Linked DNA regions of Mus musculus: region 2 is linked to region 1. A link is a loop called in an ENCODE intact Hi-C map of the cell type or tissue named here. Cell type or tissue: left cerebral cortex. All regions are shown on one strand.

Region 1 (4,000 bases):
ATGTGTGCATGAAAAGACACAAACATACATGTATACATATACCATACACACAACTAATTTAAGCTTACCCTTGACTAGCTTACAAATAAATAAGACTCAGACTATGGTTATTTCCATTGGCTTTGACAATTACTGGGGAGGGCAGCCCTCATTTATTCTTCTAACTGCTATCCTGGTGTCCTCCTTTCTTCCCGATGGTATACCCCAGATACTTGCTGTTTCTCATGGCCATGTCTCATCTTTGAGACATGGCATCTTTGTCCTCTTTCCCCATTCTTCCTCCTTTTCCTGGTCTCTCTTCCTTCTCTCTCTCTTCTCGACCCTCTACCAGGTAACTCAAAACCCACCTACCTGTAATTTCTCCAGTAATTGGCTGTAGCCAATTTGATTTAACTAATAGTATTAAATCAAGGAACAAGGTTTGCACAACAGAACCTTGTAAATGTGAGAAGTCTGTGGTAGGCTTAGATCTTCGGGTATAGAATTTAGCATTACATACATAGCAACAGACCAGACCTCAACACATAACACATATTGGAAAACTAGCTATGCTGAGAAATAATAACTTTTGTGGCTTCTGACAATGCCCTTCACTGCAGCATTCAGGAGGAGGACAGACCAGTCATGATGCTTGCCAATCAAGCACAGGTACACACACGTACTGCTCCTTGCCTCTAGTTTCTCTGAGTGAGCAAATGATCTGCATCTCTGGATAAACATACTCCTGAAAAAGAATAGGGACTCTGCACAGTCTTTGCGCTGAAACGGGTTCCTTTTGGATCATTAGGATTCCGGGAAGTATGAAGCCTTTTCTGTAATGGAGTTTGTAACTTTGACTCAAGTATGAACTACACAGGAATAAACCTTCCCATGAAAAGGTAGGGATTCTCAATCCTGCATGTTTCCAGTGTAACTTCTTTATTACAGTGACTTATTTGACAGTAATATGAACATATATCTGATACCTTTGTATTCAAGGAGAAAACACTCAAGTGTTCTATTTAGAAGGGAGGGAAGTTCAAGACAGATAACACTAATGTTCAAATATTTTCAAATATGACCGATGACAGGATCAGTGCAGAGACAGGAAAATCAATAAGAAACATCAAACCTAAGGCAAAGGGAAATCCTGTAAGTGCACAATGGCTCGACAGTCAGTACACACACCATTGTGATCCCAGGAACTCTGCCCCTCCCCTTGGGAGACAGGAAAGCCTGTACTAAGAAAACATCTGCTGGTGACTAGATTTGATCTCCAATTCTTCTATCTTAAGCGACTAAGATGGTTTCAATAGAATCGTAAAGAGATAATGCTCACTCCTACATTAACTTCCTGCTTCCACATTCTTAAATAAAGCAGATCATGAAAGCATGAATTTTTCATTCGTGAATGATTCTATACATAGATCAGAGTTGTAGCAGAGATAACATGGAAACGTGATGAACGTGATTACTGTGAAAGGCTCATCTTACAGGCAAACATTTCGTGCCATGACCAAGGATTTTAAAAGAGCCCAAATTCCATGTGCATGCCCATGTGCAGCTGCTCTCAGTGGACTGTAATCCAGGCAGTGTACAAAAGCTCTTCAGTGGGTTCCCGGAAGTCCTTCCAACTGACTTGTGGGAAATGTAGTCCCATCGCCTGTGACGTCATCAGAAAGAGCTGTCAGCAACAAAATTCCGTATTCTTTCTTCAAACTTCGCTTCTTCTCAAATTTGTGCAGCTGTCCTGTTGAGCGCTGCATTTGGATTTCTGCCATGGAGGTTGGTGCAGGGAACAGCACCATCTTGCAGATCTGAAGGACTGTGCAGGGTGGCGGATAGGGCACAGAGAGTGCCAACTTGGGCTTGTGAGACAGGAAGCTGCTGACCTTGAGGTGCTGTGCTGACCTAGGCTGGGCCACTGTCCCTGGGCACAGGTTTGAAGAGGAGAAGGTTGGAAACAGCAGGATGGCAAGGGCAGGCAGGGTCTGCTCACTGCCTGTGCCTGAGATGCTGACGGGAGCTCACGCATCTTTGCTGGGGAAACGTGCTCTGCCTAGCTGACGGGTTCTCCTGTGGTGGTTGTCAGATTCTTAGGACATACAGAACACGTGGACATCTAGCGCCCCATATACTTTATGTCCTAGAGATTACTCCTGGTTTGAGCTCACACAGCTTCCCAAAGGTCCTAGTGTCTAGGGACAGAGAGTCCTGTGACGGTGATTGTTGTGTGGGTTGTTAGTTACTTTTCCTTTGGAATGAATTGTTAGATTTATGGATGCCTTGGTTAGAGTGGGAATTTCCAATAGACATCTCTGTGACTTGAATCATCACAATACATGGCTATGTAGCCACAGAATAATCTTGTAATTGGTATGAACCTATGTTTGCCCAATCCAGATAATTATGGATTTTGCACATCAAATTAAAATCGCTAGACAGCAGTACCTCAACGGTTCTGAGTATGTGTTCTGTCCAAATTTGGACTTCTTTTCAGATGAGAGACGACTTGGTGTGATGAGAGATTGCTGGGTGGGGCTGGAAAGTCTGAAAGGGAAGAGGAAAATGGCTCTGCTCATCTGCCAGGCTCTGTAAATTGTTCTCTAATCTGCCAGGCTCTGTACATTGCTCTCTAATCTGCCAGGCTCTGTACATTGTACTATGTTTTCTTATCACATGATTTTCTTCTGTCTCTTCACATTGTCAGCAGCGTCTGAACTGTCCTAAATTTAACTGTCTTAAATATTAAATTTTCTGTCCCTCAATGTGACATTCAGGTTTACTGAGGCACCTTTAATAGTTTTAGGAAGAATTCCCCAAGTTTTTCAACTGCTTTGGAACAGCTGGAATATAAATTTGGAAAGCTGTTATACATTTGGGGTCTAATGATTTTTCACATAGGTTCCTGTCTATGCATAGTTCTCCTCCTGAAGGGTTAAGAGAATAGTTTAGTCCAGAGCCATTTGAATAGCCTTGATCTGAGAACACAGATTTACTTTAATCCAAATTCTATGCTCCAACATGGAATCAGTTTCATGGTTTTACAGAACAAAGAATGTCATTAACCAAGGAAAATTTAAAATACTTTGGTGTGAGTCGATAGAAGCATGTACTACGATATATGGGAGATATTCTATTCACCTAAGATACCATCTGCTGAGATTTTAGCTTTTGGATTCATAGAAACTTATGTTCTCCCTTGTCAGTGGATTCTGGGAGGTTTTTATCTATTGTCATAAGCTATGTGGTCCACTATAGAGTGAGGCAAGGACTGACCCTGAAGGTAAAACCAGCCCAAGGTAAGACAGCTAACCCTGAACCTGCAGAATTCCAGGCTCTGCCCCTCGGTGAACTTACACGTGGGCCATCAGACTCTGCACCCACAGACTCCTTACAAGAGTTTTGCATTCACAGAATACACACAGATTTTAGTGTGTGTGTGTGTGTGTGTGTGTGTGTGTGTGTGTGTGTGTGTGTGTGTGTGTGTTTCAAGATTTCTCCTCCACAGCCGCTCCCCCTATCTCAGGGGATCTTGCTTATATTATCACTCTTCAGTCAAACCAAGTGTTTGTGAGCCAGAGCTGGAGCCTGACCTACAGCATTCAAGTCTACTGTCAGGAAGCATGGGCTTCAGACCACCTTGTCCTAGCTACTGGAATTTTCAATGAGTTTGCAACCATATCTAGAATAAATAGACACTTCCTAGTTAATGTTACATATAACAGTTTATCAATTGGGAATTGTGTGCTGCCTTGTGCAACAAAACACAGTCCTTATAATATAGAAAGAGTACATGAGCATCGTCACATATAACTTACAGGCACCAAATATTTATTTATATGTATTTAAAATCAAACAGCCTAATTATTGAAGAGTGAACTTAAGTATATTCTATGATTCATTTCTGTCATCTCTGTGTTTTGAGGAGGAGTCAGGAGTCCTGGAATTCAAAGTCATCCTCTCCTTCATAGCCAACTCAAGGGAGCCTAGGCTACGTGAGACTCTGCATATTAAAAAG
Region 2 (4,000 bases), 150 kb before region 1:
AGCTGTCTCTTGAGAGGTTCTGCCAGTGCCCAACTAATACAGAAGTTGATGTTCACATTCATCCATTAGACGGAGCATAGGGTTCCCAATGAAGGAGCTAGAGAAAGTACCCAAAGAACTGAAGGGGTTTGCAGCCCCATAGGAGGAACAAAAATATGAACTAACCAGTATCAGCAGAGCTCTCTGAGACTAAACCACCAACCAATGAAAAAACATGGCAGGACTCATGGCTCTAGCTGCATATGTAGCAGAGGATGGCCTAGTCGGTCATCAATGGGAGGAGAGGCCCTTGGTCTTGTTCTGTGCCCCAGTATAGGAGAATGCCTGCGCTAGGAAGCGAGAGTGGGTGGGTTGGGGAGCAGGGGGAGGGGGAAGAGGATAGGGGATTTTTGGAGGGGAAACTAGGAAAGGGGATAGCATTTGAAATGTAAATAAAGAACATATCTAATAAAAAAGATTTATTTATTTATTATGTATACTTTACATGTATACTGCTTATGAGTACACTGTCACTGTCTTTAGACACACCAGAAGAGGGCATCCGACCTCATTACAGATGGTTGTAAGCCACCATGTAATTGCTGGGATTTGAACTCAGGACCTCCAGAAGAGCAGTCAGTGTTCTTAACCTCTGAGTCATTTCTCCAGCTCCCTCTCCCTTGTTTCTTGCCTGGGGATCCTAAAAGTCCTGCCTCTATCTCCCTTCCATCATTGGCCACTGTTAACTCTATTTCCCAACCAGAGCCAACTGGGGGCAGTGTTCCTTTAGCCTATGTGCAGGACACTGGAAACAGGTTTTTGAGTAACCTGATTAGCATGAGAACTCAAGCTGCTACAGTTTTCTCGTGGTTTGGTTGGATCAGGATAACTAGGGCTTGCTGTCTGTCATGGGGTAGCTGTGCTTTGGAGGTGTCACATTGGCCTGGTTCGTGTTGATTGTGTTGTTTCGAGGGCCTTTAGCCATCTAGATGCTTTTGCTCCATGGATGTTCTCATTGTAGCCGGATTGAGAGGAAGGTGAACCTGGATGGTCCTGGTGTGGCAGGCCTCTGATGGGCTGCCTTGGGCTGTATGGTTGCGAACCTGTGGTTCTGTATGCTTCAGGAGTCTCAGGTTTGATGAAGGTGGGCAGATATGTGGCAGGAGAATGGAGGACCTCTCGGATGGCGGGCTGCTCCAGCAGCTTGGCTTGCCCCAGAGGACTCAGATAGCAGGGAAGAAGGGTTGGGGAAGGGAACCTTACCTGTGGTTCAGGAGTCTGATGGAGGTGAAGGAGAGGTGGCAGGAGAGTGGAGGTTCCCTGGGTAGTAGGCTGCTCAGAGCAGCTTGGTTTGGCCCAGAAGGGATTCTGTTATTTCCAAGGAAAACTGCCAATATAACATACTATTTCCCTCTCTCCTCCTCCTTTTTTTTTGGGACAGTCCCAGTACAGGCCTCTGGCTCTCCTAGAACTAGAGTTTCTCCTGTCTCTGCCTCCCAAGTGATTGAAGGCATATCCATAACATCTGGCAAGTTCCTTTTGTCTATTTTTCTATTTTTTTTTTGCAAGCTTAAGTAACATTTTATAATATGTAGAATGAAGATTAAAATAAACATATTGATGAGCAACAACTTGTAAACTTAACAAACAAAACATGGAAAGGCTTGATTCACAAATATCTTCTGTGATGAATCTGGATATTTCTGGTTTTGTTGTTCTTTGTTTTGTTTTGAGACAGGGTTTCACTGTGTAGCCCTGGCAGGCCAGGGACTCACTGTAAACAAGGCAGCCTGGAACTCAGAGGTGCCTGAATTTGCTTGCAGTGAGCTGGGATTAAAGACACCGCAGGCTGTGAATCTTGAATGTCAAAAGCAGCCTGAGTCCCTGCTTTTGCTCTTTGTCCTCTGTGAGGAAACTTTATTGTGTGCCGGGCACCCGCTCTTAAATTACTAAAAGATAAGTTCCTGGCAACTTCCCTCCTCCAGAAAATTGTAAAACTCTTTTGAAATGATTAACGCATGGTCTGGTTTCTGCAAACTAGCTTATTGCCACTTAACTGGCAGTGAGGTGGTTCCTCAAATAGCTGTAAACTCCACGGAAATTAAGGAATTAAGAACTTTACAGTGAAAATCCGGAAAAGCGGCACCTTACATAAACATTCGGCTCGTTAGAACTGGACACAGTTCATGGTCTCCTTGTTTCCTAAGTAGGTGACACTACATTGCAGACACACATCAATGTAGAAATCCAGGACCTTTAAATAATACAACTCACTCTCCTAGGACTCCTGCAACGCCATCGCACAGACTTGTGGGAAATGTAGTCTGCAGCACGGTGACGTCACAGGTCTGCACTTTTAGTAAACAGTTCATCTTTTAGTAAGCATGTGCGGCTCTTATCCAAAGCTGGGCCAGACTCTGGTCCTGCTGTGCTCTCCCGTTGGATCTCTGACATGGAGGTTGGTCCAGGGTTCAGTCATCCCAGGGTCTGTGCGGGGTGCATAGTTCCGGAAGGAACAGGGACCGGATGGAATGGGAGCTGGGAAGAGCTGATTTGGAGGAGCTTTCTGGACAGGGCTGGTGAGAGGGCGCTGCGGGGGTTGGTGGGACTGACCCCTGCGTTAGACTGACAGAAATCAAGGAATGGAGAAGCTTGTAAGTTCAAGGATTGCCTGGGCAGTGTTGGCTGGGTGAAGGTCTTTGCCTGGGCATGGTGATTCTGGGCGTACACTTTCCAGCTTTCTGGTGGAAGCATTAGCTGGGTCACTCTCACGTGGATATTACTGGATCTGTCAGTAAGTTTAGTTAAGAGGAGATCTGGTCCTTTCTGTACTTTATGGCTGTCTGTCACGGAGTTCAAGACCACTGAAAAAAACTCCGAACAAAACTAGGAATTATGAGATAAAACCAGCCGGGCGGTGCTGGCGCACGCCTTTAATCCCAGAACTTGGGAAGCAGAGGCAGGCGGATTTCTGAGTTCGTGGCCAGCCTGATCTACAAAGTGAGTTCCAGGACGGCCAGGGCTACACAGAAAAACCCTGTCTCGAAAAACAAAACACAAAAACACACAGAGAAAGAGAGAGAGAGAGAGGGAGAGGGGGAGGGGGAGGGGGAGAGGGAGAGGAGAGAAGAGAGGAGAGAGAACCAAACAAAAAACAACCCAAACTGCTTTATTTAGAGCCACAATCTCCTTTGCCAGTTTGAGAACTGCTGCAAAAGGGAAGATAGGGGTTGGAATTTTTAAAGGCACACACCACAAGTATCTCAACTCTGGGGATTTTCTGCTATGTGGGTTTTTTTTTTTTTCTTTTTTTGGTTTTTTGTTTGCTGTTTGTTTTTGTTGCTGTGTTGTACAACAGCTTAGTTGGAAATGGAGCTAGCTTTTAACTATCACACATGCAATAACTCTTGTCTTGCTTTGAGGTGACAGAAATTGCTAGGTTCCAGGGTCAGAGTTTTGCGTACTGGAGATTGAGGTGTGTGATGTTTCCTCCACTTACCTGGAAATGAATTGTGAATTTACAGATGGTTCACTTGGATTAGGAATCTCTCGTGGAAAGTGTTTAATTCCTCACTTGAAATGACACAGATGTTTTCTGAAAGGATATTGAGCTGTTTCTCAGTGGAGGATGAACTAAAATCTCCCTAAGTAAAACAAGAGATAAAACTTTTGCCTCAGAGGTTGTAAGCCTGAGATCGAAAAACCTGTCACAAGGTGTTAACAAAGGACACCAGAGGTGCCCTCGTGTTAACACTGCACACACGCTGCCTGTTTCAGTTGGTCAAACTCTTTTGTAAATGTACAGTTCTGATTTATAGGTTTTGTGTACATATTGTCTGTCCAGAATGACTAACCTACTGTTGAACCAAACATCTATGTTCCCCAATAAATTCTCTGTGTTTCTGGATGTCATAGCCTCTTCAGTCTCTCCTAGCTGAGAGACTGTAAGTCTGGCCCTGCTGTGAAGAAGATTTTTTTTTTCCCTTCAACATCTCAGTGTTAGATCCTGGTTTTCAACATC

What was found. Hi-C counts contacts between places; a loop is a spot of excess contacts. Peaks named below come from ENCODE experiments on the same cell type or tissue, not always from the same donor. Only the 100,000 strongest peaks of a DNase experiment are listed, where the experiment ranks them.
Region 2: it touches region 1 in a loop (9-fold over the local background); 1 of 42 quality-filtered maps calls a loop at or near these places.

What each region holds. Positions count from the first base shown.
Region 1 is chr13:67,304,114-67,308,113 of GRCm38, reverse strand. Zfp457 (zinc finger protein 457) reads left to right here and starts at 1,702. Exons shown (of 4, transcript NM_001003666.2): 1 at 1,702-1,764. The coding sequence starts at 1,759. In left cerebral cortex, CTCF peaks have their summits at 1,612 and 1,813; DNase peaks (open chromatin) are centred at 1,639 and 2,461; H3K4me3 peaks cover 1,412 bases; H3K27ac peaks cover 1,278 bases.
Region 2 is chr13:67,449,949-67,453,948 of GRCm38, reverse strand. Zfp874a (zinc finger protein 874a) reads left to right here and starts at 2,325. Exons shown (of 4, transcript NM_177712.4): 1 at 2,325-2,437. The coding sequence starts at 2,432. In left cerebral cortex, no CTCF peak of the experiment used is centred here; a DNase peak (open chromatin) is centred at 2,308; H3K4me3 peaks cover 1,206 bases; H3K27ac peaks cover 1,164 bases.